3 separate regions of the Homo sapiens genome follow, and regions 2 and 3 are each linked to region 1. Evidence: chromatin loops called from intact Hi-C (ENCODE). Cell type or tissue: heart left ventricle. All regions are shown on one strand. Each heading gives the region's core, and the rest is flanking DNA. Links, peaks and the distances in the headings are about the cores only. Region 1 overlaps HIPK2 (homeodomain interacting protein kinase 2). Region 2 overlaps HIPK2 (homeodomain interacting protein kinase 2). Region 3 overlaps HIPK2 (homeodomain interacting protein kinase 2).

What was found. Peaks named below come from ENCODE experiments on the same cell type or tissue, not always from the same donor. Only the 100,000 strongest peaks of a DNase experiment are listed, where the experiment ranks them.
Region 2: it touches region 1 in a loop (3-fold over the local background); 30 of 110 quality-filtered maps call a loop at or near these places.
Region 3: it touches region 1 in a loop (2.1-fold over the local background); 16 of 110 quality-filtered maps call a loop at or near these places.

The regions. Positions count from the first base shown.
Region 1 is chr7:139,644,387-139,654,439 of GRCh38, forward strand. The region is part of intron 2 of HIPK2 (homeodomain interacting protein kinase 2); the gene reads right to left. Among named protein-coding and RNA genes, the nearest start is that of CLEC2L, 130 kb to the left of the region's middle. RefSeq lists an enhancer at 4,960-5,229. In heart left ventricle, for the core only: no CTCF peak of the experiment used is centred there; DNase peaks (open chromatin) are centred at 4,861 and 6,455; H3K4me3 peaks cover 449 bases; H3K27ac peaks cover 4,635 bases.
Region 2 is chr7:139,726,973-139,737,025 of GRCh38, forward strand. All of the region lies in intron 1 of HIPK2 (homeodomain interacting protein kinase 2), which reads right to left. Among named protein-coding and RNA genes, the nearest start is that of HIPK2, 46 kb to the right of the region's middle. In heart left ventricle, for the core only: no CTCF peak of the experiment used is centred there; DNase peaks (open chromatin) are centred at 4,249 and 5,409; H3K4me3 peaks cover 761 bases; H3K27ac peaks cover 5,000 bases.
Region 3 is chr7:139,695,591-139,705,643 of GRCh38, forward strand. The region is part of intron 2 of HIPK2 (homeodomain interacting protein kinase 2); the gene reads right to left. Among named protein-coding and RNA genes, the nearest start is that of HIPK2, 77 kb to the right of the region's middle. In heart left ventricle, for the core only: a CTCF peak has its summit at 4,498; no DNase peak of the experiment used is centred there; H3K27ac peaks cover 1,861 bases.

The sequences.
Region 1 (10,053 bases), core at 2,249-7,248:
GCAGCCTGCACACTCAAGCCTGGGTATGGGTGCACATCGGTGTGGCAGCCCCCATGCCTCGCTGTGCTCTGCCACTGTGCTCAGATGAGGCTCCTGCCCAGGTGAGCGCAAAGGCCAGAGGCTGGGAATCCCAACACAGTGGCTGAGAAAGGAGCCAGGCCTCAGCCATTCTTTTATGATGGTCCTCATCATGGATCCTTTTGTTGACTGTTTTTCTTCCGATTCATTGTTAGTCTGTTGACTGAAGCCGAGGGTTGAAACTGGGCATTTAGAGCTGTGTTGGGAAGCCTGCTGATTCTGGGAAGGCCTAACCCAAGTCCCACTGTCACCTGCTGTCACTTTTCAGCTTTCTGGGACCACTCTTCTTTTCTCTGCACTGGCAAGGGATTTGGAATTTCAATTCCTGTGGATCAACTGCAGATGTGGCGTCTTCACTTTATTCAGCCTGGTGATGTTACCCACTTATAGTGATCATGAGATGTGAGGCTGGGGAAAAGGCTGGTCTCTTCCACACTAACACATTAATTCAAGGTTCACCCTCTACTCTAGATGGATGCATACTAAGAAAGTAACATCACTTATGTGCAACTTTACTGATTTAAATGCAAAACTTCTCATTGCTTCAACATTTAGCTTCGACTGGTTCATGGTGAGGCCTCAATAAGTGTTTGCTGGATGAATGAATGAACCAACAACAGGCAGAAGAAACACGATGCTTTCCTTTCCAAGGTTCCCAGTGCCTCCACTGGAGAAGCCCCGAATCCCCAACTCTCAGATGAGTGACTGTGCCATAGACAAGGCTCATCTTTGGGGTATTTTCTTTCCTTACAGCACCATCTGATCATGTGGCTTGTGGAGCTAAGTCACAGTCAGTCTTTATGGCTGACAGTCTGGGATAAAAGACAGAAACTTGCTCCTTCTTTGAAAGGGAGATACATTCAGTGTCACCAGCCGGAGACATACCAATTAAGAGAACAGAAGCCAGAAACTTGAGCTATGAAAAGGAACCCACTCAGTAAAAATGTCAAACACAAGTTAGAGAGTGAATTTCCATTGCAGCCTAAGGGATATTCCAATAAAACAGGTATCGTCTGAGGAGGTCTCCCCCACTGCACTGTGTGTTAGGTGGAAAACTACTGAGAAAGCAGGGCCGAAACCCACTAATACCCTACCTAAGCAACTTTCCAAATAAAGCCACTACTCCTGGCCGATGGAGTAGGCTCTGATCCTGTAAGTACAGGATGCGGCCTGACTCTAAGCAGGCAGGTGTGAGTGCGGTGAGGGGAGCCAGGTGGATGAGGCTGGCCTTGCTCTCTGGAGACGTGCACGCCATCAAACCAGCAAAACAGGACTCACTGAGGGTATGTTTTTTACCCAATTTTAGAGCAGGGAGCATCCACAGAGTAAATGTGGCCATGGCCCGTCTGCTCACAGCACTCCTGGTTAGGACCTGCTGTGGTCCGGACAAGAGCGAGCTCTCACGGTGACTGGTTGGTTATTCCAGCAGGAGTTAGGAACAAGAAGATCTTGCCAAACAAAATGGGCATAAACTCCAGGTCTCCAGCCAAGGGCAGCTTACTCAGGGGAAACCTTCCAACACTCAACTTTTCTTAAAGGAGCTGAAAAAGAACAAACCAAACCAAACCAAACCAAAGTTTGCCTTCTTGTGTTTGGGTCACAGAGGAAATACTAAGCTGGCTCTTTACACCTCCCACTAGGGGGCGCTGAAGTGCAACAGACACAGGCTCGGAAAGCCACCTGAACCTTCAACTTCCATGGAGACAGAGGGACGCGACCCACTGGGTAAGGGAACAAACGGTTCCCTTAAGGCTGGTGCGGTGGCTCACCCATGCACTGCCAGCACTTTGGGAAGCCAAGGCGGGAGGATCACTTGAGGCCAGGAGTTCAAGAGTAGCCTGGGCAACATAGTAAGACTCCGTCCCTACAAAAAATTTTTTAAAAAATTAGCCAGGAGTGGTTGTACACACCTGTAGTCCCAGCTACTCAGGAGGCTGAGGTAAGAGGATGGCATAAGCCTGGGAAGTCGAGGCTGCAGTGAGCTGTGATCACGCCACTGCACTCCAGCCTGGGTGACAGAGTAAGACCTTGTCTTAAAAAAAAAAAAAAAAAAAAGGAAAGAAAGAAAAGAAAGTTTTCAGATGAGGATACCACTGCTCCATCTTCTCATTAACCAGTTTTCTTATCCTAACAATGGGGCCTCTTTGTAGTCCAAGAACAGGGACTCTCCTACAGTGCCTTTGGAACGGAGCAACATTCAGCAAAAGAGATGAGAATGCTCATTTTGTTCTCGTGAGCCCCAAACACTACTCCAGCCAACTGAGCTAACCAGCTTATGGAATCAGGGAGCTGTCACACATCAGCTGGGGCTTTGGGTGGAGAAGGGAAGAAAGGAAGGCAGGAGGAAGGGAGGGAGGGACTCTTGAGGGAAGTCAGAGAAGAAAGAGTGAGGGGCGGTGAGGCAGCACCTGAGACTCTTGGTGGTCCCAGACTCTCCCTGAGCACACCCAGGCTTCCCCTCCGCACCTCTGTCAGTGGCCCTGTGGAAAGCATGTCTGGCCTGGCTCTCATGGAAAGCCTTTGAAGCTTTCTACTCAAACCTTACCTGCTCTAGCACTCCCTGCTGACTGAGGCTCCCTCCTGTGCTCTATTCCTACAACGCTAACTATGTCTCTACTGCCAATTCAGCTCTTTCACTCATCCTTGCACTGATAGTTTTTTTTTTTTTTTTTAAATAAGAATCATCTATAATCAGCTCCTAGACTGGAAGCATCCCGAGGCCATGGCCTGTGCATGACTGATCTCTGTACACCTCACAGCACCCAGCGTACAGCCTTGTCTACTGGGGTGAGAGGGTCGGTGTCTGCAGACATTGGGTGTCATTGTTCACACTCATGAGCTGGAAGAAGCTGTGGTTTCATTATCTTCTTTCCTACCGCCAAGCACTGTGCTAAGAACAGTAAATACCCAATACACAGATGTTTGCTGAACTGAGTAGCTGATTGTGTGAAGAAGAAGTGAAAACTGGGATTTCTTACTGTTTATTTACTTTTAAGGAAATAAGTGGCTCTTTTAGTTCTTCTCTGATAATAAGGATTTCAATGGTGAAATGTGAATAGAAACCTATAAAGCTCCACTTTTTAATAGGAGAAGCTTGACATAGGGAGTTTGTATCTATCTATCATCTATCTATATCTATCTATCTAGATATCTATATATATGCTGAGGAATAGTGGGTGAAAAGCAGGTGATAAAGGAGATACTATTTACCTACCTGAAGAAGAAGAGAGAATAAGTGGAGATAGGGAGGAGGCAGCTAGGGAGATTTTGAAAATTCAATTAAAAAAAACCCATAAGCAATTAAACCCATAAAAAAACCTGTGAGATGTTTGAAAGAATGACAGTGATCATTGGTATGAACAGCTTAGTTTCTTTTTTGCCAAGGAAGAAAAGTTTTGTGGCATCACTGGAAATCAGCGAGGGCCTGCCTGGCAGGCCTGTCTCTGTAGTGTCAGCTGTGTAAGTAGGTCTTTGTATGGTTGTATTTAGGCTTGTCCTGGATTCCCCCAAGAGATCAAAAGTTCCTTGAGGAGACAGAACCTATATTTGCTTCCCAGGGAAGTGCTCAGCTGCCACACAGCTCAGGGTGGTGATGCACACAGCAGGAGTTCAATCAACATTAACCCGCTAAATGGAGCTAACCAAATTCCACCCCCAGTCTGAAAGGCTCTGACACAGAACTGTCTAGTTCCTTTTCATTTGGCCTCAAAAGGGGTACATTTTTCAAAAAACAAAACAACCCCACATACCCCAAAGTTTCAACCTGAGATTCAATTTTGAATTGAAGGCTAAGTGAACAATTCTGCCTAACTCTTTAGTAAGTCTTGCTTGTGTGAAAATCAAACAGAAATCTTCCCTCTTCCCTCTTCTGGGTTTCCCTGACTATATAGAGGTTGATAGACTTCAGATGATCACAGAACCCAAAGTTACAGGCCATCACTAGGGAGTCACAGTTCAGACCAGGAAATCACTAGCGGCAGAGAGAAGCGTGGAGGGAAACGACGTTGCGGCTTTCGGGTTACACAGTGGAAAGGCTGATGAAGGGAATACGGCACACAGTCCCCAGCCTTGTTACTTTATCCCCCCGGGATAGCATCAATAGCTTACATGGGAGTGAGCATCATTCCTGCTTGCACCTTCACGTCCGGTTAAAACGATTCTATTCTGCAAGCCAGAGCTTAGGTTCCATCACTTCCTACCGAGCAACGCCCCCCACCCTTCTCATCAGCCCCGTCTGCATCATTACGGAGGACGGAGGACGGCTCTTGGGATTGTCTTGCTTGGCAGTGGAGGGCGGAGCAGAAGGAGGGAGAGGGTGCTGCGGGTTTTTTTTTTCCTTTCCCCGTATGTATTGTGTTCAGTGTGGACAAATATTTGTGTAGTCTGTATTTACCATTAATACTAGGATAAAGTCATTAGTGATTCGATTTTTCTATGGAAAGAAGCAAGGCATTGGGCGGGTGGAGGGGGAAGCAAAACCCCAAACGGAAGAACAGAAACTCTAAAAGCTGGCGTCTGAAGGTATTATTCAAAAACAATATGGGAAAAGGCAGCACCATATTTCCTCTGTTCTTCTAAGGGGAAGTTCAGAAAAAGGTCAGAAAGAGAACAATGCAGGCCATCTATCATAGCAGCCTCTAACCTAGAGGTGACTTGCCCGCTGCAGCCTCATTTCTCAGTTCTGTAATTACCACCCCTCCCACAGACTGGACACCACAGCGGCCTATGAATTATGCATTTCATTTCCACCTCCCCACACCCTGACTCGGTGACCACTGCTGCGGCGGGTGGCTGCGGGGGGCGGGCCGATGCAGCACCCCTTCCCCCAGGTACACGCGCAAATGTTACAGGGCCCCAGAGCCCCGGTGCACACCCGCAGATGCTGCTTGTGCTGACCTTCAGTTCCCAGCCTAAGATTTTGTTTATTGAGCAAATAAGACTAGTTACCAGTAGGGATTTTCCTAGGGGAAAACACACTGGGGCACCTTTTCTTCCCCTTCACGTTTTTATTCAGGCAAAATCTGGTTAAAATGAATATTAAGGGTGGTCTTGAAGGAGGCAGAGGTGATGTAGAGCCTGAGGGTATGTGTGTGTGTGTGTCTCCTGCTGTTAGAATTCGGGGGGGTGGTTTGGAAAGTGGGTCCCAGAAATGGATACTGCTGCAGGAACAGGAGCAACCCTGCTCCTCCCTGTCTGTGCCTCTGATTAACTGGTGCCCCTCTCCTACCAATTCAGAGGGTCCCAGAAAACTTCTGGGGCCACCTGTCTTCACAGGTGCTACTGGTATACCAAAGCAGGGACTACTCTTTGTTCAGAGTGATTTTCCTTTCAAATCTTTACAAAACGTTAGGTTTAGTAGAGAAGTTGGTTAGGTTTAGTTGCTCGAGCAACTGAGAGACCTAGGAATACCCCTGGAAGCAGACAGGGGTAAGCAGCAAGCGAAAGGGTTCCCTTGAAAAGCAAGGGTTCTTCTGTTTGGTACACCTCAGTCTATCGCTTGAAGAGGTGGTATGGGTAGGATTTTAAAAAATATTTTTAAAAAGTGACTTTAGATACATTCAGGGAAGACAGTTCTAAGATGGGATATAAAAATAGGATATTTAGGCCAGGCATGGTGGCTCACGCCTGTAATCCTAGCACTTTGGGATGCCAAGGCAGGCAGATCACCTGAGGTCAGGAGATCAAGACCAGCCTGGCCAACATGGTGAAACTCCATCTCTACTAAAAATACAAAAATTAGCTGGGTGTGGTAGCATGAACCTGTAATCTCAGCTACTTAGGAAGCTGAGGCAAGAGAATCGCTTGAACCCAGGAGGCAGAGGTTGCAGTGAGCCAAGATTGTGCCACTGCACTCCAGCCTGGGCGACAGAGCAAGACTCCATCTCAAAAAAAAAAAAAAAAAAAAGGATATTTAATTTCTGAGGCTGATCTGGGGAACACAATAGTAAGTGGGCTGAATATTAGGTGCAAATCACTATGACATATATTTTATTCCCTTCGGGTTTTTTTTTTTTTTAAACTATTCTCAGGGTTGGACCATTTGTTCATAAGGGACCGACTGAGGGTTGTGATCACAGCTGTGACAGCCAGCCCTTAAGATGGCCCCTGAGGACCCAGTTCTCCTGGAAGTCAACACCCTGGTGTGGTCTCCTCTCACACTGAGCAGGGCAAACCTGTGTAACCAATAAGACAGCGCAGAAATGACAATGTGTGGCTTCTGAGACTAGGCTGTAAAAGGCATGTGGCTTCTGCTTTTGCTCTGCCTTGAATCACTTACTCTGGAAGAGGACCCTCAATGGCCCTGTGGAGAGATCCACGTGGATGGAACCCAGGCCTCTGGCCAACAGCCAGCTCTGGCTTGCCAGCCACAAGGGTGACCCACCTGGGAAGAACACCCTCCAGCCCCAGTCACGCCCTTGGGTGACTGCAGCCTGGGCTAAGAGCTCACCGCCACCTCATGACAGAACTGGAGTGGGAATCGTCCTGTCATGTTGCTCCCAAATTCCTGGAGCACAGCAACGGTGAGATAATGTTTATTGTGTCAGCCACGGAATTTTGAGGTACTTCGTTATGCAGTGACAGATACTGATTGGGCGTCTCTAAGAGGGGAGGGAGCACGCAGAGAAGCTCTGGATTTGTGTTTCCAACAAGCCTTAGGTCAGCACCCCCTGATACCCAACACATCACTAGGTCCTCCATCCAGCCCCTGCCCTGCCCTGATGGGAACCAATGAAGCACTTTCTAAAAAGGTAGGAGGCACAAGGAAAACACAGCCTGAGGAGGACTTCCAAGCACCCAAATGCAGGCAAGACTGAACGGATGGCATGAAGTTTGCAAGCTGCTATTCCACAGGATGAACCCGGCACAGAGACAGACACTCTTTGGCCTGCATAGATATTAAATTTTTTCAACTAGCTATTAACATTTAGAACTCAGGTGATATTCCTAAAAGTTTGGATTTCCTGCTGAAAATCAAAAGCTCTGGCAACTCTGGGCCACTTGTCAGTTCGTGGTCACAATGACCTGGGGCTGGATAAGGCTGCCCTCTGCACGTGTGTGTCACCAGATGCAGACCTTAGTCATTACCAGCTCACTGACCACCTACCTGGCCCTGGAGGCACTTGAGTTCGTGACTCCTAGGAGAGAGGCGAGCTGGAGGGGGACAAATGAAACACTTACATGAAATCACTGCTTTTAGCTCTATAGCGGGGGCACTGTGGAGAGGTACACAATTTGTTTTCTTTTATTAAACAAACAAACAAACAAAAAAGGTTTAGCAAACAGCTGCCCCAGAAGGGACTTCTTAGAACTTACAAGGAATGTAAAATGATTATTCCACTTTACATTACACAGTGTGAACTTTAAGAGGAGAGATCCGATGTTATGTTTCTGCAATGTTTGTTTATGGAGGTCTTCGTTATATAAGACCTCCGTGGAGAGGAACTGCAATGCTGGAGTCTCACTTTGCTGATCTGGCTTTCTACTCTAACAATTATTTACAATAACATTAGAGAGGAAGGCTCTGGCGCCATAACTCAGTGAATATCTGCCGGATTCTTCCCTCCTACAAGATACAATAATATACCCTTTATTGGCCTTCTCCCAATTCTCCATTTGAAACAGGATTATAATCAGTTTTCAGAGTGGCTTACTCAGGAATTAACTAGCCAAGCACTGGATCACTGCTTCTTGAACAATTCTGTAGTCCTTTGCACATTTTTGGAAAAGGAATGTGATGTCAACAGCCTCATGTTCTTGAGAATATCCTTCCTAGGTGGGCAAGTGCTGGGCTGGGGGAGAATGGGGCCTTGTGTTTGCATAAGACGCTGCTCACGAGTGGCTTTGTATAAGACAGCAGGAGGAAGGCATTCTGTCTGCCTCCCCCTTCCCCTGAGCTCGGGGACATGATTGGATTATTGAGTGATTATGTAGTAAGTTCAATCACTGATATTTATTGAGCTCCCAGCATGTTCAAGACTCTGCTAGAGGGTGATACCAAGTCATGGTTGCTGTTCTCAAGAAGCTTATCATCTCGTGTACACGTATGGAAAAAGGAATACAGACAGAAATCATGAATGTCAGATGCCAGCTACGTTTAGAGGGAGCAATCTCTCTCATTCAATAAACATGTATTGAGCATCCATTATGTGCTGGGCACTAATTAGAGAGTGAACAAAAAAAGACAGTCTCTGTTCTCATGGAACTTGAACTCTAGTAGACCTCAGCGGACTCCACTCCAGGCTGGGAAGAACAGGAGAGAATTCAAGGAGGCAGAATTTAAATAGAATCGTTAGGTACCACCGACTTCAGAGTTGAGAGAAGGGAGAGGGCACTGCAGGTAAGAAAACATCATTAACGAAGGTACAGAGGCAGGAAAACACAAAGAAGACTGTTCAGGGCCGGCACGGTGGCTCACGCCTGTAATCCCAGCACTTTGGGAGGCCGGGGTGGGTGGATCATTTGAGGTCAGGAGTTTGAGACCTGGCCAACATGGTAAAACCCCACCTCTACTAAAAATACAAAAATTAGATGGGTGTGGTGGTGGGGGCCTGTAATCCCAGCTACTCAGGAGGCTGAGGCACAAGAATGGCTTGCACCTGGGAGGCTGAGGTTGCAGTGAGCCGAGATCACGCCACTGCTACTCCAGCCTGGGTGACAGAGCAAGACTCTGTCTCAAAAAAAAAAAAAAAAAAAAAAACTGTTCAGGAGAACAAGGAAGTGACACAAGGGCTAGGGCAGTAGGAGCAAGGGGCAAGTGATACCAGAGCAGAAACAGCGTCACTGTCATCCTCGATGCTAACTCTGGACCTCCTATGCCATGGTGCTGAGGCAGGACAACAGCTGCTCTTTGATTTCTTCAGAGAGCAACTACAGACAAAGAGACATTTGTCTGTAAACATGAGTAACTGGAAAATGCAGTGCTGAGGACTATCAACTGTTACAGAATGGGTGGTGGGATTTAGAGATCTTATGGGACAAATCACACCTCCCACACCGCCATCTCGTATGGTAAAACTCTGACCCATGGACCTCGGGAAGGAGGCCTCTGCCTCCTGTTACAGACATGCCATTGAGAGGCACAGGTGATAAGTGAGCAAAGGAAATCAGCTTCCACTGCCTCAAGAAGCACAGCCTGGGATTACCTGACCTGGTGTGATGAAAATCGCCAAGTTTTATGTTGCATTAGTGAAGATTTTCCACTTGTACAATGTTTTTTTCTTTCCAAAGGTGGGGGGAACAAAACATGCTCCTCTGGCCTCCTCGAGACTGTTGTTGTTTTTTTTTTGAGATGGAGTCTCGCTCTGTCGCCCAGGCTGGAGTGCAGTGGCATGATCTCGGCTCACTGCAACCTCCACCTCCCAGGTTCAAGCGATTCTCCTGCCTCAGCCTCCTGAGTAGCTGGGGTTAAAGGTGCCTGCCACCACGCCCGGCTAATTTTTGTATTTTTAGTAGAGACGAGGTTTCACCATCTTTGCCAGGCTGGTCTCAAACTCCTGACCTCAAGTGATCTGCCTGCCTCGGCCTCCCAAAGTGCTAGGATTATAGGCGTGAGCCACTGTGCCCAGCCAAAACTGTTTCTTTACTACAGAGACAGGTTTGTGTATGTGCAGCCCAGCTTATTGAATGATAAAGCAGCAAAACAGAGCCTCAATGACACAGGGGCTGCCAGGCCCCTGTTCCTATAGGTTTAACAGCATGAGATACACATAAAAGCTGCTGCTATACAAGTGAGGCTCTTAAACATCATTAAAAACACATATTTGAGGTTAGGCACAGTGGCTCATGCCTGTAATCCCAGCATTTTGGGAAGCTGAGGCAAAAGGATCGCTTGGGCCCAGGAATTTGAGACCAGCCTGGGCAACACAGCGAGACTTTGTCTACAAAAAAAAATCAAAACATTAGCCAGGTGTGGTGGTGCACACCTATAGTCGCAGCTACTCTGGAGGGTGAGGCAGGAGTACTGCTTGAGTCTGA
Region 2 (10,053 bases), core at 3,185-8,184, 84 kb after region 1:
GCATTAGTAACAACAAAGAGGAAATGTTCTATATGCAACAAGAAAAAAGCCAGGTTAGGGAATGGGCGCAAGGTCATGGGTGGAGATGTGGACCTGAAGGCTGTCATCAACACCTCGGTGGAAATGGAGTCCCCGTGGGTAAAGCTGTTTCCCAGGAGAAATGCTGTAGAAAGTAGAGCAGATGGCAAATCAAGTAATCCTCGGGGGCAGAGACATTGTCAAATAGTATGAGGAGGACAATATGAGTCACAGGGAAACATCAAGGATGAAATGATGATAAACACAATTAAGGGATTGATCCAGGAGAATGAAAACAGAGAAAGAGTGGCAGAGCCTGGCTGGGAATGAGCCAATAGCCCTCTTTTCCCACAGGGTCAGGAGCAGGGAAAGAAGGGTGCTCTCCTGGGAAGAGAACCAAATGCACCATGTCACGCCTCCTGCTCTTCCAAGAAATGTGGTTCTCTTAAGAACGTTCAAAATCTTTTATGTCATCTGCCTTGAATCTGCAAATGCTACCATAGGCTGTGTTTCTTTGATTGAGAAAACATCCTTTTCCTAACATTTGCAAATTCTCCACACATCTATCTACTTATTGACTCATTATTTGTCAGAGTTACATGTTCAGACTTAATTCTCTTTCTGCAAGCTGCTAACTTGGCCCCAAATAACTCCTTTTGGTAACTCTGCTATACTGCTTTGAATGAAGCCATCAACCACTGTGGGTGAGCCAGCCTTGCCCTGCAGTGGGTGAGTACAGACAACCCATAATTGTTTATCTACAGGACATGGTGTCAAGAGCTCATAAGCAATCTGAAAATTCCCAATCCAATCCAGTGCTGAAGCAAACACTGATAAGACACAAACGCTTTTTCAGCTTCTTTCTCCAGGAAACTGATGGGATCAATGAAAAGAAAATAAAACAATTCAAAGAATCCTTTTTGAAACAAGAGTGGCATTGGCTAATTTTTTTTTTTTTTTTTTTTTTTTGAGACAGGGTCTCACTGTCACCCAGGCTGGAGTAGAGTGGTGCAATCATAGCTCATTGTAGGCTCAACTTTCTGGGCTCAAGAGATCCTCCCACCTCAGTCTCCCAAGTAGCTGGGATTACAGGTGTGCGCCATCATGCCTGCCTAATTTATTTTTATTTTTTTATAGAGACGGGGTCTCCCTATGTTGTCCAGGCTGGTCTCGAACTCCTGGGCTCAAGCGATCCTCCTGCCTCACACTCTCAAGGTGCTGGGATTACAGGTGTGAGCCACTGTGCCTGGCTGGGTTAAGAACCTTATTTAGAAAAACACAAAACACCACTTTCTAAACATAGCATATGAATCTGCCAGGGTTGGGGTACCAAAGCACCACTGACTGGGCAGCCTAAACAGCAGACGCTGTCTCACAGTTCAAGAAGCTGGAGTCCAAGACCAAGGTGTCAGCAGGGCTGGTTCCTTCTGAGGGCTGGAAGGGAAGGGTCTGTTCTAGGCCTCCCTCCTTGGCTCACTGATGACTGTCTTCTCTGTGTGTCTCTTCACATCATCTTCCCTCTGTGTGTATCTGTGTCCAAATTTCCCTTTTAATAAGGACATCAGTTGTATTGGGTTAGGGCCCACCCTGATGACCTCACTTTAACCTGATTCCTTCTATAAAGTCCCTACCTCCAAATAAAGTCACATTCTGAGATATGGAAGGTTAGGAATTTAAGATATGAATTTGGCAGGGGGGAAACACAATTCAACCCATAACAATAGTTTTAAGGAAACCAAAAGCATTTTACTAAAGTATAATTTTCTCAGGTTAAATAATTACCATATTCCAAAAGAAGTCTCTTCGGTTTTCCCTTCTTGGAGATAAGACATTTCACTTTGTGCTTTCTCTATATCTTACCTTAAAGGACCTATAAGTTCATTTCAATTAGTCTAATATCATAGCTGGAAACAAGTAAAAGCATACTATCTACTTTAAATTAAGCTCTGCATGAGTTGATGTTACAACGCTTCTGAAAAAGGCCATATAGGAATGTATCTCTCAATCTACTGAGGAGCAACTGTAGTCACTTTGGTATAAAAGAGAATTGGAGCCAGGTTCAGTGGCTCACACCTGTAATTCCAATGCTTTGGGAGGCCGCGATGGGTGGACTGCTTGAGCCCAGAAGTTCAAGACCAACCTGGGCAACATGGTGAAATCCTGTCTCTACAAAAAACAAAAAAAATTAGCCAGGTGTGGTGGTGCACACCCATAGTCCCAGCTATTCGGGAGGCTGAGGTGGGAGGATCACTTGAAGCTGGGAGGTAGAGGTTGCAGCAAGCTGTGATTGCAACACTGCATTCCAGCCTGGGTGACAGAGTAGACCCTGTCTCTGAGAGAGAGAGAGAGAGAGAGAGAGAGAGAGAGAGAGAGAGAGAGAGAGAGAGAGAGAGAATTGGGAGTGGCTTATTAATAACACAAAAACTAGGTTTCCAGTTTTGATTCTGTGTGTGTCTGAGGCAGAACCTAAGTAGGCCCCAAAAGCCACCTCAAGAGTGGCTGGCAGTGGGCGGCCAAGTTCAGGCCACCCCTCTTCATGCCCCTCAGCATCGAGGAGGAGCCCCGGCTTGGTTCTTCCTCGTGTGCCCTCTCTCACCTGCCATCCACATTGTTCTGTTTTTCAACACTGCATTTTCTTTCCAATGGAGGATCTCAAGAAGACAACCTTTTAAATAAACGTGGTGGGATGAAAAAGGCAAACACCCACAAACTATGAAAACAAAATCAGCTGTACTTCTGGTTTCAACCCAGAGGAATTCCATTTAAATCCACATTTTTTCAAAGATCTAGAAGGCTGCTTACCTTGTCCCTGAAATGTTCTAAATAAGGACGGTTAAAGTTTCAGCAGTACCAGTTTTCAGGTGTTTGAATCACAAACCTTTACGAAAGAAAGCACCTTCCCTGAATTTTTCAGCCACTTCCTAACATGACATACCAATGTCCCTCCATTCACTACTGGTTCAAAATCCTCACTGACCACCTCAAGAGACAAGTAAACCAGACCTGCAGCAGATACTGAGGAGGCCAGGTGTGTGCCTGGCAACGGAAGGTAAGCCTCAGATGGACTTTTCCTATCCTTTAGAAATGTTTGGTAAAGTCTAAATCAAGACTAAAAATCTGGTAGGCTTTTTCTCTTCTGAGCAAGAGTGAATTTGTTAGCCTTAAATGTCTGGTACTATGTTGGTAAAGTAAAATGATGCGTTTTACTAGCCAAACACCCATTTCCGGCCCAGTCCACAGCTGAGGTGCCTTTTTGAGCTACCTCAGGTTCTACTTCAGAAATGTTTGTGGCACACAGAATCAGAACTGGAAATCTACTCTATTCTTTCCCATTTTGGTGTTCTTGTTACCATGTCACTGCAATTTTTTCTCTCTTTTTTTTTTTTTGGAGACAAAGTCTCACTCTGTCGCCCAGGCTGGAGTGCAGTGGTGAGATCTCGGCTCACTGCAACCTCCACCTCCCAGGTTCAAGCAATTCTCCTGCCTCAGCCTCCCGAGTAGTGGGGATTACAGGCATGAGCCAACATGCCCGGCTAATTTTTGTATTTTTAGTAGAGATGGGGTTTCACCATGTTGGCCAGGCTGGTCTCAAACTCCTGACCTCTGGTGATCCACCTGCCTTGGCTTCCCAAAGTGCTAGGATTATAGGCATGAGCCATCGCACCTGGCCCTAATTTTCATTTAAACTAAAAACTGTGTAGATTCTATTACTATGTGTCCTCCCAAAAGATATGTTAAGTCCTAACCCCCAGTACCTGTGAATGTGATCTTTTTTGGAAATGGGGTCTTTTCAGAGGTAATCAAGTTACAATAAATTCATTAAGGTGAGCCGTAATCCCATATGACTGGTGTCCTTGTAAGAGGAGACACAGACATACACACAGAGTGCGGGCCACACATCGACAGAGGCAGAGACTGGAGCAATGCAGCTGTAACCCAAGGGATGCCCAGCATTGTTGGGAGCCATCAGAAGCCGAGAGAAGGCAAGAAGGGGATTTACCTGGAGTCTTCGAGGGAACGTGGCCCTGCCAACTCCTCCAAAACTGTGAGAGAAGACATTTCTGTTGTTTTAGGCCACCTATTAATAGTTTGTGTTAATTTGTTACAGTCACCCTATGAAACTAGTACCCTCTGCAAAATAAGTCAGGATGTATTTCATTGAAAAGGCATGTCTGTACTCAAGCTATGATAAAGTATTTATAACAATCGCAAAGTGACGCTGGCCAAATGGCAGGTTGCCCTCTCAGCCTCCCGGCCTGTGTCTGTGGCCTCTTGGTTAAAAAGCAACAGAAGCATCTACAGCTTTACTCCCACGTTTTAGTCTTAATTCCTGCCAGGGCACTATACACCTCCTCTCCTTATGCAAATATATTTGTTCATTGTGATTGAGGTTTGACTTCAAAACAACAAAATTTCTAAGGAAGGCATCTAAAGTTCGATCTGTTCTCATCAGTGACGTCCACAGTTAAGAGGCCACAGACGGCACTTCCTCAAACCTGCCTTTTCTAAACCTCAACTTCTTGCTGAGTTATACAAAGGAACCAGGACAAAGGGCCGCCAAATGGGTTCTGCGCTCAGTGCAACACCTGTTTGCACACCCCTTGTACTCATGTTTATGTATTTCTTTGAGCATTTCTCTCACAGGCTGTTCTCTAACTGCAAAGAAAACTTTGTGAAAGATGTTTTGCAGACACAGTGATGCCGGGGATGTGAGATGCAGATAACCCTTTCCCCCAGGCTCTCTTTAAATACAGGATTCATTTCATCCCCTTCTTAAAGCACAATAATCCATCCTTCTTACTTGATTTAAATAGCAACTGCTATTTACAACAGGAGCTCCATGTTACAACTGTTTTGTTCCTTGGAGAATTGTTTCATTCCCCTCAGTTGCCTTTAACTGACACCTGACTAAACTCAATTAGGGATCACTTCGGGAAAGGTACCACCTCCACAACTCGCAGGGAGAGGGAAGAGCAGGAAGAAACGAAAGGAAGAAAGCTGGAGTGTGGGGAAAGTTGGCACGGATGCTGAGAGGAAAAGGAAAAAGAAACTAAAGATGAGAAAAAGGTGAGAAAAGAGAAGGCAAGTGAAATTATATTGGAGCACACTAAGAATAATAAAGTAGCATTGTAATGTGCTTTGTAAACTATAAAGCATAATAAAAATGCAATGTGGTATTATTTGCAATATTTAAATAGGTGCTTTTGTGTGTGTGTTTGTGGATATGAAAATCAGCTGGTACAGGGATCCCTTGGCAGGGCAACCAGTGGCCCATTCTAAGCTGTGCAAATTAAAGTGGGTTCTTTGGTCTGTTGCAAGGACATTTTTCTACTGTGAGTCACTGTCATCAAGCCAGTCCTGGCGTTATTACCCAACAACTCCATGGCACGGAGCCACTTACACCCAGTGCTGGGAGGAGGTGCCCACTCAGATAATACTGGTTCTTGTAGCGGGGCGCCTTCCCCACGTACATCTAAGATGTCTGATAGCTCTCCTATGTCTTGCTTTAAAACAGACAGGATGGCATTTGGTGATGTAGGCCATCCCTATCTTCATAGGGGTCTGTATTCCAAGAGCTAATTTTCAGATTGTTTCTGCATTCTCAACAACTAGGTCAGATGCCAGTGCTGCCCTTTCTAGCTCTGTGATCTCAGCAAGTTACTTAACCCCTTTCTGCCTCAATCCCCTCATCTCTAAAGTGGAGACAGTAATCATATTTCATAGGGTCCTTGTGAGGAGTAAATGAACATATATATATATAACTATATATAACATATATTATATATGACATTATATAACATATAATATATATAACATATTATATATATATGTGTGTGTGTGTGTGTGTGTGTGTATAAAATAGTGAGTCCCTGATATGGTTTGGATCAGTGTCCCCACCCAAATCTTAAATTGTAATCCCCAGTGTTGGAGGTGGGGCCTGGTGGGAGGTGACTGGATCATGCGGGTGGTTTCTCAAGAATGGTTTAGCACCATTCATCTTGGTACTGTCCTTGCAACGGGAGTGAGTTTTCTTGTGAGATCTGGTGGCTTAAAAGTGTGTGGCACCTCCCCCCTCACTCTCTCTTGCTCCTGCTCTGGCCATGTGAAAGGCTGGCTCCTCCTTCACCTTCCACCATGACTGTAAGTTTCCTGAGGCCTCCCCAGAAACTGAGCAGATGCTAGCATCATGCTTCTTGTACAGCCTGCAGAACCAGAAGCCAATTAAACCTCTTTTCTTTATAAATTACCCAGACTCAGGTATTTCTTTATAGCAATGCAAGAATGGACTAATACAGTCCTAAACAAGCGTTTAGTGAAAACTGAGGGGAGGGTGGTCAGCTAGCTCCCAGAGGCCTAGCTAACACAGAATAGAATTTACTTTCAAAGCTTCTGCATCTCTTTTCCATGTAACATTTTAACCAAAAGCACTATCCTTGGTCATAACTGAGACCCAGTTTCTATGTACAATATGCTTATTGCAGATTTGTATCTACTGTATAAACAATGATCTCAACTTTTTTGATTAAGCACTTAATCAGGGGAAAAGAGAACACTCCTGATATATGTGATTTTTATAATTAAAAATAATCTATGTTTTACTTTCCAATACAGTATTGTTAACCAAAAACACAAATATAGAAAAATTTAAAGGATAAAGTGAGATAAAATATACATATTCAAATTTTCTTCTGTATCCTAATACGTTGTCTTGCACCCATTACTTTGAAAAGCTGTGCTGTAATTCAGGTAAGCTAAGCCATGTAACTTAGAATTAGTCTTGGCCAAATGATCCACCTTGGACAATAAGAAGTACGCAAGAAGTAGCATTCTCAGGCAAAAGCCTTTCCGGCCAGTGTGTGACTCCTCTTTCCCTTATATTACGGTAACCAACCATGGTCTGGGGAGGAGCAGCTCCTTTGCCTGGTCAGTGAAAGAGGGTAACAAAGAGCAGAGACCCCAGCTGACCCAAGATGTGGCGCAAGTGTGAAGCAAACCTCTGTTGTTTGTTACTGCTGTACAACTTAGGCCATCCTAACCAGTGCTGGAATATTCGTTAATGCTGCCATCCCTAATGAGTCACAATTAACGTGGTTTAGTGTAATTCTATTGTGAGGCACAGCATGCTCACCTAGCAAAACCAGAGCACACGTTTTTAAAGACAACGTTAAAATTCCGAAATAGTTCAGTCCCTTTCTTCCATGTTTTAGCATCACTTCCATTCCCCAGGAGAATGCTTCAGGAGATCAATGTGTCAAATGATGAAACTACTCTCATCACCACCAGTGTTAGTGATTTCAAGTGTGCACGTACTAATCCCCCACCTAATAACTTTTCTGAACAAGTGGAAGGCACGGGATCTTCAGTGACAAATGCTCTGGTTTGGTTTGCAAACTTTGACGCAAATCACTCTCTGGTGACTAAAATTGGAAGATGCCCTACAGGAGTCTGGCACTGCTGCATACAGGCCTAAGTGCCCCCATGGGAGAATCAGCTTTTACCCTGGGCTGATGTTTTCTCTGGGAAAAATGGACTTTCCACACCCTGCCCCCTAAATGCATTCCCATGCTCCATGACGCCACGGTTGTGCTCTTGGTAAAGAATATTTAAGTTCTGACATCATGATAACCATGGGTATTATTCATGGTAAGCTCACAAGCCTGGGAAGGCACATTCTGTACTCTCTTTATCACTGAAGTCAGCAATGGTTTTAAAAATAGCATGGCTCACACACCCAGGGGACCACTGATTCATTAATGGCCAAATACACACTACTGTGGACTCCTAACTTGTATGGTGTTTTAGATTGTGATTTCTAGAATCAAGGCACACACATTTATCATTTCCCTCATAGGAGTGTTATGCTGTACTAATTTATAAATAGAGATCTGCAGATCCTAAATGAAGGAACCCTCAAAAATTACAAAACCAGGATTTGACAAGCCGTATGATTTGTGACTCCAAAATGACGTAAAATGTAATTAATGAGAATATCTACCAACTTGGTATAACTATGATATGTCATACCTAAATAAAGAGAGATGATGTTACAAAGATAATTGACACTAATCTTAGTGAAGTCTAGAAGTAAGTCATAGGTTTTTCACTGTCGAGGGGGGAAGGGAATATTTGATTCTAGATATCCCATGCAGGTTCTTTAAGAGAAGTATCCCATGAGCAGAGAATGTTTTCATGATTTATAAATACATTTAGAAGTACATGACGACTTAAGCCTTTTGCTTAAATTCTGTGCTAAATAAGCAACTTTCTCATCTCTTACTGGGATTCCAGAGAGGACCTTCTGACCAAGGAGAAAATACCTTGATATGTAGGCCTAGCTTCTCTGGATGCTAGGATTATCTCTCTTTAAATGATTCAGATTGATCCATCAGCCTTTTATAGAATTAGTTAGTATGAACCAGTCTTTTAGAACCCAATAATCCTTAAATTTATGGAGTCAAATTTCCAAATCTGCTAGGCTGAGGACTGTAGAGGACAGAGTGAGCAGCATCCAGGAATATCTGCTGAGCACCTACGATGTCCAAGCACCACCCCAAGAGTGGCAGGTGACCACTGGCATTGTGAAAGAAAGGGCTACCTGTTTTTCAGGTCAACAGGACGAGATGGGCCAAGGGGAGAAGAGATAACTGACCACAGAAGGAAGTCGCAACTGTTGCCCATTGAACGGTGCAGGCTTCAGAGAGTGGATGGAGTGCTCTCAGAGTCAGCGACCCCTTTACACACGAGAGTGCACCCCAAGGCGAAGCCAGGGGTGAGCTGAAACACAGAGGCCAGTGAGCACTGGGTTCCAGGGACAGATGAGACCCATTTTTATTTAAGATTCATAAGCCATCCACTGCCTACAGGACCTGGGATAGTGTGCAGATACAATACAAAGCACAATATGAAAATAAGATAAAACAGGACCAAACCCATCTAAGGGAACATCAGGAAGAATAAAACCATGCCTGTGGTTGAGGGCTCTGCATTGCAGTGAGTGACAAAAGGGTCTGGAAAGGCTGGAGTCAGCGTGGCAGGTCTTTGGTGCCTAGTTTCGATTTTGTTCTGTTGAGGAGTCACAGGAGGTGGCTGAGAGGGGAGGGAGGAATGGTACCACTTCTGAGTGGGAAATGAAAGCATGTGGCCAGGGGCTTGGCACCCACCATGAAGGCGCATCTGAGAGGCGATAGGAACCTGCAGGGAAGGTGCAGACAACAAACTAGAGGGATGACCCAAAGACCCTGGCACTGACAGGTAGGAAAGGAACCACGATAATGTGGAAGCCACAGGATCAGGTGACAGGAGAATGAAGGGAAGGCTGGTCCCCTTTGGCGTCCTTGCTGACTTCAAGTGGCAGAGGAAGGCATGACCTGGTAGACAGAGGGGCCAATGCCCTGAAGAAGCATTCACCAGGGCACTGCAACTCTGTTTCCAGAAGGGGCTCGCACACACCAGTGTCAGGGTGGCCAAGGTGCTTCCCTGAGGGAACTCCCACAGCAGGACGCGGAGAGCACACCCTCCTGGCACAGATGCCCTCTGCTCTGCCCTGATTCCCAGGGAGGGCATCTCCAAGGCCAGAGCTGACCTGAAACAAAATCAGCTCTCAGGCACTCCTAGGAGTTACTGTCCTGGGCCAATACCCTTTGTTGAAGCTGGGAGGATGCTATCGAATAACATAAAAACTTAATGCCTACGCTGGAGCTATGGAGTACAACAGGAACTACAATCCTACAAAACACAGCAACCCTTGCGGAACCACAAAGGCCAATCAAAGCCATTTACCCAACTAGGGTGCCTCATGTTACGCATAAGATATTAACAGAGAATGTCCGAATGTATGTTTTCCTTCCAACGGCTGGATGCAGGGAAGCTCTCTGGTTCTTTCACTAGCATCAAGTATACTCAATTTACTCCTCCAAACAAGCCACACAGGCCCAGCGCTAAGAGTCTTCCCTGTCAGTTCTCAAAAGGTGGTCAAGGGGTAGAAACTCTGTTGCCATCTTGCACCATACGGCTCTCAGCAGCTCGCCTTGTGGT
Region 3 (10,053 bases), core at 2,358-7,357, 51 kb after region 1:
CAGAACTGCTCTACAGAATGGTTTACAGGACAAACAGTTCATTAAAACCCATATAAACTTCCAAGAGTAGAAAGAACACACACTCAAGATGAAAATTTAGGAAAGGAGGATTTACAATAGTTCCAAAATATAATCTGCCAAAGATGTTTTGGACAAATTACCGAAAACTATGGAAGAAGCATGACTCAGGGATGAAATGGCTACAAAACCACAGTTCAGTGAAATCCTGTCCCACAGCTTAACTGTGATCAGAGTGATTTCTGTCTAATTTTCTGCACTGGACTCTCCTTGGGGGAAGGGCCTAGTTCTGATTCATCATAGCACACTGTCTTGCTCCTAATAGGTGTCCAATAAATGTTTCCTGAATTAAGGGGGGAAGAAAAGTATTAACAAATCAGGATTTGAGGAAGAACAGACATTCTAATCAATGTTTAAGACTTCGGAGAACTGGCCAGAGGGAGAAAAAGTGTGCTGCAGATGAACAGAAGGAAACCAAGGCAAAGAGAATGTACCCAGAAAGCCATTGATAACGTGATGTTTGTTGAAGGTCAGTGATTTTGTTGATAGTAGGGTGGGGGATGCAACTACGTAAATACACAGTGGTAAGATGCAGATTTCTTTCTTATATAAAGGCCTGTGACAATGAAATATAATTATCCATGTGGCAAACCAGGAATGGGAAGAGAAAAAAAGCAGTCTTGGCTGGGCAGGGTGGCTCACATCTATAATCCCAGCGCTTTGGGAGGTGGAGACAGGAGGATCACTTGAGGCCAGGAGTTTGAGACAAGTCTGGGCATCATAGTGAGACCCCCCGCCACCAATCCCTACAAAAAATTTTAAAAACTAGAAAGGCACAGTGACACACACCTGTAGCCCCAGCTACTGGGGAGGCTGAGGGAGGGGGATGGCTTAAGGTCAGGAGTTTGAGGTTGCAGTGAGCTGCGAGTGCACCACTATACTTTAGCCAGGGTGACTGAATGAGACCCTGCCTCAAAAAAAAAAAGGTAGAAAAAGAAAAATGCAGTCTTTTCTGATTAGGGAAGATAGTTGATGATAAAACAAAACCAAACCCAGATACTTTTCACTTCCTCTAAATGGCAGCACAAAGAAATGGACATAAAAGTAAAGGGGGCGGGGTGAAAAGAGTAAAGGGGGAAGAGTCACACAGGCTGAAAGGAACACTCACATCTTCCTGGCGTCAACACTCAGAGGTGACACGTTTCAGAGCATTGCTTCCTCAGAGAGATGAATGTTTCTGTGCATCCCCACAGGCCAGGCACTGCATGTGTGGATTTCATCTAATCCTTAAAACTTCTATAAGACAGCATTATGATCCCCAGTTTAGGGGTCAGGAAGCCGGGATGCAGAAAGTTAAGTAACTTGCCAAGGACACACGAGGGTAGTCAGTTGCAGAAATGGAATTTTATTTAGGCTTACCATCTCTAAAGCCAACTATACCACAGACTTTAGAATTATTGAAATATCATAGACAAAATACTCCCCCTTTCGCCTCCTCCCCGACCCCCTGCCAGGGATCAGTCCTTCTTGTAAGACAGAGAGAGCACCCAGAGGCAGCTGGCCTGGCTTTACCTCCTGCCTCGCTGTGCACACTACACCTGTTCTTCAGATAACACCACCACTTCCATCAGGGCAACGCCGAGCTCTGCTTACACACAGGTGCCCAGGGGCCTCAGAGAGAGCTGCAGTAAAGCTGCTCCTTTTCTCTCCGAGTGAAGGAGAAAACAAAATATTTACCTTACTGTTTCAGCCTACAGCCGGAAAAGTATAAATCATCTTCGCAAATCTGCTTTTGTCAGGATTTATAAAATCAGCTCCTATGGCGACGACACAAACACAGCTCTCAAAGATACTCTCATTCTACCTGGCATCTCTAACAATGCTAGGTCCCACGTACAAATAAACCAAAAAGGGCCTGAATCTCAGTTCCTGGTAAAAATCTCATCCCATTCCTACTTAGCCTAAAGGTTTTTTTTTTTCTGTTTAAAAAATAATTAAACAGAAAATTAATTTTTTTCCCTTTTCTGTTTAAAAAATAATTTATTGAGGTGAATCACATGCGTAAAATTAGTCTTTTTAAAGTGAACAACTCAGTGGCATTTAGTACATTCATCACTCATAACGTTGTACAAACCATCACGTCTATCTAGTTCCAAAATATTTTCATCATTTGGAAGTAAAATCCCTTATCTATTAAGAATTTATCCTATTATCCCCTCCTCCCAGCCACCAATATGCATTCTGTCTTAATGGAATTTTTTTTTTTTTTTTTTTTTTTTGAGACGGAGTCTCGCTCTGTCGCCCAGACTGGAGTGCATTGGCACGATCTTGGCTCACTGCAGCCTCCGCCTCCTAGGCTCAAGTGATTCTCATGCCTCAGCCTCCTGAGGATTACAGGTGCACGCCACCACGCCTGGCTAGTTTTTTGTATTTTTAAGTAGAGACAAGGTTTCGTTATGTTGGCCAGGCTGGTCTTGAACTCCTGGCCTCAAGTGATCTGTCCATCTTGGCCTCCCAAAGCGCTGGAGTTACAGGCATGAGCTACTGCACCTAGCCATCTTAATGGATTTTTCTATGCTGGGTATTTCATATAAAGAGTATCATACGATACGTGTATGCCTTCTTTCACTTAGCATGATGTTTTGGGTGTATGTTCATGTTGTAGCATTTATCAGTACATTTTTCCTTTTCGTGGCGAAATAATATTCCATTGTATGTCTATACCACCATTTGCATATACGTTCATCCACTGATGGACATTTGGGCTGCTTCCACCATTTGGCTGTTGTAAACAGTGTTGCTATGAACATGCATGTACAAGTATTTGTTCGAGTCCTTGTTTGCACTTCTTTTGGGTGTATACCTAGGAATGGAATTGCAGCAATCATATGGCAATTCTATGCTTACGTTTTTGACGAACTGCCAAACTGTTTTCTACAGTGGCTGTGCCATTTTACATTCGTACCAGCGATGTAAGAGCGTTCCTGAAAAAGTTATTTTAAACATAATTTATGAAACAAAAATCCTGAAATGATTTTCATTAACACTGACCTTTGTAGCTCATGAAAGGATTGGGCGATTTATATAACAGCTTTCCTTCAACAGGCCCTGTGAAATCTCTAATCCTTACCACCCACCCCGCCACCATCAAGTACAGGGAATATGTTAATCACCAGCACAGACACCCAGAAAGGTTCCAGTCTAGCTCCTTGACCAGGACTAACACCCAGGACACAGCTATAGAACAAAAGTTCCAAACCTCAAAAGTTCCATCAAATGCAAGGAGGCATATATTATACCACAGATTTTACATGCAGCAAGAAGTTACAGCAGAGAAGAGCAGAGTGCCCAAAGAAAGATGAATAGAGAAATGAAACCTGAGTAGGACCTTGAAGGACGGGTATAATAAATAATAAAAACGACGACCCACGCAGAGCACACAGCACCACAGCTGCCACGATCCGAACAACCTGCTTGACTGAGGGCGGCCCAGCCGGCTGCCGACGCACAGTAGCTTGGGCAGCAAGAACCGTGAGACAGAGATACTGGAGAGTGGCACCCGCCATCTCTCCCACCAGCCTGGGGCAGTATCTCATTTCCCCAGGGCCGCAGGGAGTACATCTCCTGAAAAAGATCTCCCTTCCTACTTGCTAGGAAAGGCGATGTTGTCATGTTTCATTAGAAACATTCAATTTCTATGGCAAAACAAACTCAGCAATCCTCACGCTGTGCAGGCGAAATGGAAAGTATTTAAGTGTGGTGAGTCTCGCTTGCTAGATGGAAAGGAGGATAATGTGAATATGTATAGGCTCCCTCCCCGCCTCCTCTTTATCACCTGGGGAAGAGGACCATGCTTAGGCCACATGTACCTGCCATCCACAGCCTCCAACCCAGCAAGAAGTTACGTTTTGTCCAGGAGAAGTCTCACTAAGGAGCAGGAGAGTGTAAGCCCCTCAGGTACACCCTGCTATCAGGAGGCAAGGCTGGGCCTGCAGCTGGGGAGGGTGGAGCTGGCATAGGTCCCTCTGCACCAGGCACAAGGTGGCCTTTCCCATGGCAGAACCCCTCACCCTTCACCTTTGGTGATCTTAGGAGATGACTGCTGTCCAGCTGGCATGGCTGTCACCTGCATCCCTCCCATTGACATTCTCAGGGTCAATTCCAGGCTGCCCCAGGTCTGAATCCCTCACAGCACTGGGTCACAATCTGCGCACGCCAGGGGTGTGCGGAGTGAATGCACAGATGTGCCCTCCCGGGAGGCACACCCTGGAAAACATGCATGCTTCCTGTGGCTGCACACTATGCCACCTTTGTCTGGGGCACTGAATCATTAATTCTGGAGCAGGGGCAGTGCTGCTCTGTGCAGTGGTGTCAGCATCATCATTGCCTCGGACAGAATGGAGCAGTGATGCAGATATACGACGTCTGTGCTAACCAAGCATGAGGTTCCCAATGGGACAGGAAAACAAATCCTCAGTGGCGCTCTCTAGAGGGCAGGACACTTGCCTGTGCGAGGTGGGGGGAGGGGAGGGCTGACGTGAGACTGCTGAAATCAGACGTGTTTTCAAGGGTGCCTGAGGCCAGGCCTTTCTAGAGGAGCTGGGGGTTTCCTGCTGTGCACACCACAGCCTGGGGACCCTCAACACGCCTGCTTTCTGCAAGGAATCATCTGGACAGAGTGGGACACAGAGGCTGTACCGTTGTAGTGGTCACCAACATGTGGGTGACCTGAGGCCACGCACTGACCACACAGTGCCCTACGTGATGGGGACAATAAGGCTGCAAGAGCTACCTCAGAGCTATGATGACGGTCACAAAAAGCCCTTTCCTGCAAATACTCAGAAAACGTGAGTCACCATCATCAGCAACGACCTGCTTCAATACAAACTCTTATGTTTAGTTCAAATAGAGAGCCATGCACCCAACTTCTTAAATGGGTATTTCCTTTGTGTACATCCACGCTGTATTTTCTGAAATCTGCACGTTTACAGTTAACCCTCCCACTCTGGTCAATCTATAAATGATATTTCCTCTCCTCAGTTCATTTCTCTCGTGAGGCTTTCTCAGCAGAATTCCCCTCTTGGTCCATGTGGGACTGAGTCTCGCAGGCAGCACTGCGGCTCATTTTTCTGAGGCCTTCCTGTTCCTATGCTCTCACTCAAACGGGGTGTGCCCAGAAGAGATGGTCTCTCTCCAAAGAAGCCCCAGCACATTCCTCAAACCCAGAGCGGCCTCCTCCTTCTGCAGAGCCATGCACATAGTAGGTATTCAAAATCACTTGCAGAATAAACTTTACGAAGCCAAGCACTGAGAAGAAAGAAAAGACAGACCTTTCTATACAAACCTTGACATGCAATAGAAAGAGAAACAGTTCGGAAAAATTTAAAAATAGCACATTTCTCAGAGAAAATCTATCTTCAATCTTTCTGTTTCTGTCAGCGCCAGCACCAAACTAACTGGGACCTGCATGGCGTCCTGTGGGGAGCCACGTGAATGCGTTTCTTGCAAGGGCAGCCCCGATGGAGGAAGGTAAAGCAGTGAACCGGCATCACTCCAGAGGCTGGAATTTCTCCTCTTTGTGCCCAGTGTCTAAGTCGGGTGGTGTCTGGAGATTCCCTATCTACTTCCAACGTGTCCACCTGGATTAGTCTGAGAACCTTAGAAACACAAACAGATAGCGGGAGGAGAAGAACAGGGAAAAGCCAGGGACAGAGAGGCCACGGTGAGAAATAGTAATGTATTTATAGTCTCGGCTAACTGCAGGACGTGAAGAGGCTGTGAGGCTAGACATGAGGCTTAAAACTTACCAAGACCTTTCCTGTTCCCAAAGCCCTCACCTAGAACGTCGGCTCTCATCCAGTGAGCTGTGGCAAAGTCATGTCGGAGAGGTGGTGAGACTTAGCCCAACTCACATAGCTGGCGGGACGCTGAGACCTACGTCTCTCTGTCTCATTACCCTAGTCTAAGCCAAGGGTGGCAGGCCATTCGTGTTCACCGTACAACCAGTGGATACAATCAGCCTTGGTTCTCTCCCCGGGTTTAAGAGCCAGACCCAGGGCCTAAGAAATATATCATTTCTTTGGGGATCAAATGGATAAATGAATAAGAAGATGGATTATACTAAACGCAAATTATTTAGAGGAGGGATAAATCTCTTTTGGTTATGGCAAAGGTAGCACTTGAGTTTCACAAGGGGAATGGGGCAGAACTGGGTTTGGAGGCCTGGAGGCGGGGGAAGGCAGGGAAGGCACCTTATGCCAAAGGCACCGTGCAGACTGGAACGGACGGTGAGCAGGTCAGGCTGCTGCAGAGGCCACATCGGGAGAGAGTGGCAGAGGGGCAGGCTGGGGCTACCCAGTAGGACTTCGAATCCCAGAGCTTCTAATCCCAGGTTAGGGATCTGGACGTGGGAGCCAAGCAGGGAGCACACGAGGAGCAGAGAAAGAAGAACACGCTTTAGGAGGTGTCTTTTGAGAGCAAGGAAGGGCAGTCCCTCCCAGTGCTGCTCCAGACTCCAGCAGCGCAGGCCGGGGCACGAGACAGCGGCGGGAGAGGCTGGGCAGCCTGATCGTAAGCTCAGTTCTGCAAATATTGGGGCCTCTTGCTGCCAGGAGTGGCCCTGAAAACCCACATCTTACACTGGCTGCTCTGAGCTGCAGAGGACACTGTGGAAGGACATTTACAGGCTGTCGACCCTCTTATTTCCTCCAAAAAAATAAGCAAATGCCCCTGTGGAGACAGGGAAGCATCCTGGCTCTGAGCCCAGCATGTGGCCTTGGGCCACAGCCCAGTCACGGGGGTGCATATCCCGGGTCGAGCTGCTGGGACCACTCCAGGCACAGGGACCCTCGCCGAGGCCCAGCACTTAGAATGAGGATACGTACCCCATTACATCCAGGACAAAGGAAGTTCTCTCCCTGGGGGCTGGGGGGAGACCTTTCCTGCAAAGCCAGCTGCTTCTCTGTAGTAAGCTTGAAAATGCCCTCAGGAGGGAGGGTTGCCACAGGGGAAAGCTGGTTTTGAGATAACGATTACAGGGAAAACCATGATGTCTCATGCATGGGCATGCAGGCCATGGGCGTAAATAATCATGTCAGAAGCAAGGGGAGGACTCCTGGGCACACAGAGGACCCCTGGGCACACGGAGGCTGGATCAACAACCCCACTCAGCCTTCATCTTCTCTCTGGACTTGCAAAGTCCTGCTATTTCAGCCATAATAGTTTGTCACTTCTCTGTTTCTAGTGGTCAGTCCTTAACTTTTGGAGGACAAGTTGATGAGCCACATACACAAAACAGCACATAAACTAAAGAAACTGCATGCTATCAATGCTTCCTCCATCAGCAGCTGTTTACGCCCCAGAGTTGTTTTCGTAGGTTCCCCTGTCCGGCCGTTTCCAGAAATGACTGGTTACCCTCCTGGCCATCCTGTGACAGGATGAACAAACATATCTTTTTTACCCAAACACAGCACAACAAAACAAAAACAGGAAGAAAAATTAGGCATGGTACGGCTTATGGGTTTAATATTATCAACAATTTCCCTAGAGGTCATTAGGGGTAAATAGATTTAAAATCATTTTGAAAATATTTTAAAAACGGAAAGTTCTATGAATTTTAGCCCATGTATAGATTTGTGTGACCACCACCACACTGAGAATACAGAACAGCCACATCATCCTAAAACCTCCCGCTGCTGCTCAGGGTGAATGTTTGACTTTCACAAGTGCGGACATCATCTGGCTCTCTTGGTGCCAGATCTATTTATATTCTGGGGGTTCGTACTTAGTGCATTTTATTTGCCAATGTAAGTTCTAATTTACAAAAAGAGGAGGACGAGAAATCCTTCATGGAGGTCAGAGGATGACAAAGAAGTGGCACCAACAGTTTGTCCCTCATGTTCTGGCCAAATAAATTTTATGGCAAACGTCCACATATATAAGGCTGTGACTGGGGATGACACTTCCCCAGTCATGAGAATTAGGACGAGGAAGGAGCTCTAAATACAGAGAACACCATGCACCAGTCTACCTGCTGCCACTGGATACACACACAGCAGCACATGTAACCAACACATACCACACCCAACACATACACCCCTCCACACCCACACTATATCCAACATACACACCCGACACACACCACACACACACACACCCACACACTACACCCAACACACACCACACACACACCCCACACCCCACACACTACACCCAACACATACACCTCCCCCACACCCACACTATACCCAACCTACACACCCAACACCACCACACACACACACACGCAACACATACTACACCCAACACATACAACCCCTCCACACCCACACTATATCCAACATACACACCCCCAACACACACCACACACACAACCACACCCAACACACACCACACCCAACATATACCCCCTCCACACCCACACTATATCCAACATACACACCCAACACACACACACCCAACACATGCACCCCCTCCACACCCGCTATACCCAACATACACACCCAACACACACCACACACACACCACACACACACACCATACCCAACACATACACCCCCTCCACACCCACACTATATCCAACATACACACCCAACACACACACCACACCCAACACACACTACACCCAACACATGCACCCCTCCACACCCACACTATACCCAACATACACACCCAACACACACCACACCCAACACATACACCCCCTCCACACCCACACTATACCCAACATACATACCCCACCACACACACTATACCCAACATACACACCCAACACACCACACACACCACACCCAACACATGCACCCCCTCCACACCCACACTATACCCAACATACACACCCCCAACACATACCACACACACACCCAACACATGCTACATGTGCCCACACTACACCCAACACACACACACACCCCAACACACCCCCACACCCCATACACACAGCAACATATACATACCCCATGTGAACACATACAAACCATACACATGCCTACCATACATAAACACACCCAACACACACCCCATACACACAGACGTGCTCTGTCTTCAGGGGAGTCTTAAACAGGCTCTTTGGCATCACTCCAGCCTTGGCTTTTTGACCCTAGTGATGTCAGTGGTGATACACGTGGCTGCAGGAGGTACCAGCAGGTGTCAAAGGCAGTTTAACCCCCAAGGCCTCCAGCGCCCCGTCCCACCACTCTCCTCGGAGGCCCCTGCACTCCACCGTCGGACTACAGGACTCTAGCGTTGCTCCTGGGCCAGAAGCAGCAGCCTGGAGGTGCAGCTCTCAAGTCAGGAAGTATACCCCCACCTTCCTCCCCAAGCAACCAAGATCTGTCCTCCTCCCTCTGGACTCAGGAAGAGGTGTCTCCTCTCTCCCCAAATGCTGGGCCCTGTCCCTTCCTGGTGCCAGAGGAAACCAACTAACCACACTCCCAACATCCAGGCCCTTGTTCCTTTGGGACCTAGTGAGTCTGATATACGATGCTGGGCCTCCAGGCGCCTGTAAGATGAAAAAGAAATGATTGGGAATACTGGGGATGCCCAGCTTACAAATCATGAATGATGACACCAGGCCAAGGAAAATGCATGCTGTCACAGAAGCATGGATCTGGGTGGGGAGGCTGGGGAAAGCATGGTGCTTATTCGTGACAGAGCTGCTGTGTGCCAGGCATGGCAGAGGGCGAGTTACACGCATGCGGCTATCTCATTCAGTCCCTACCAACCTCATCTTCTCTTAAAAGGGAAAACTACTACCAACTGCTAGTAGTTTCCCCCTTTTTTTTTTTTGAGACGGAGTCTCGCTATGTCGCCCAGGCTGGAGTGCAGTGGCGCAATCTCGGCTCACTGCAAGCTCCGCCTCCTGGGTTCATGCCATTCTCCTGCCTCAGCCTCCTGAGTAGCTGGGACTACAGGCACCCACCAACACGCCCAGCTGATTTTTTGGTATTTTTAGTAGAGACGGTGTTTCACCATGTTAGCCAGGATGGTCTGGATCTCCTGACCTCGTGATCCGCCCGCCTCGGCCTCCCAAAGTGC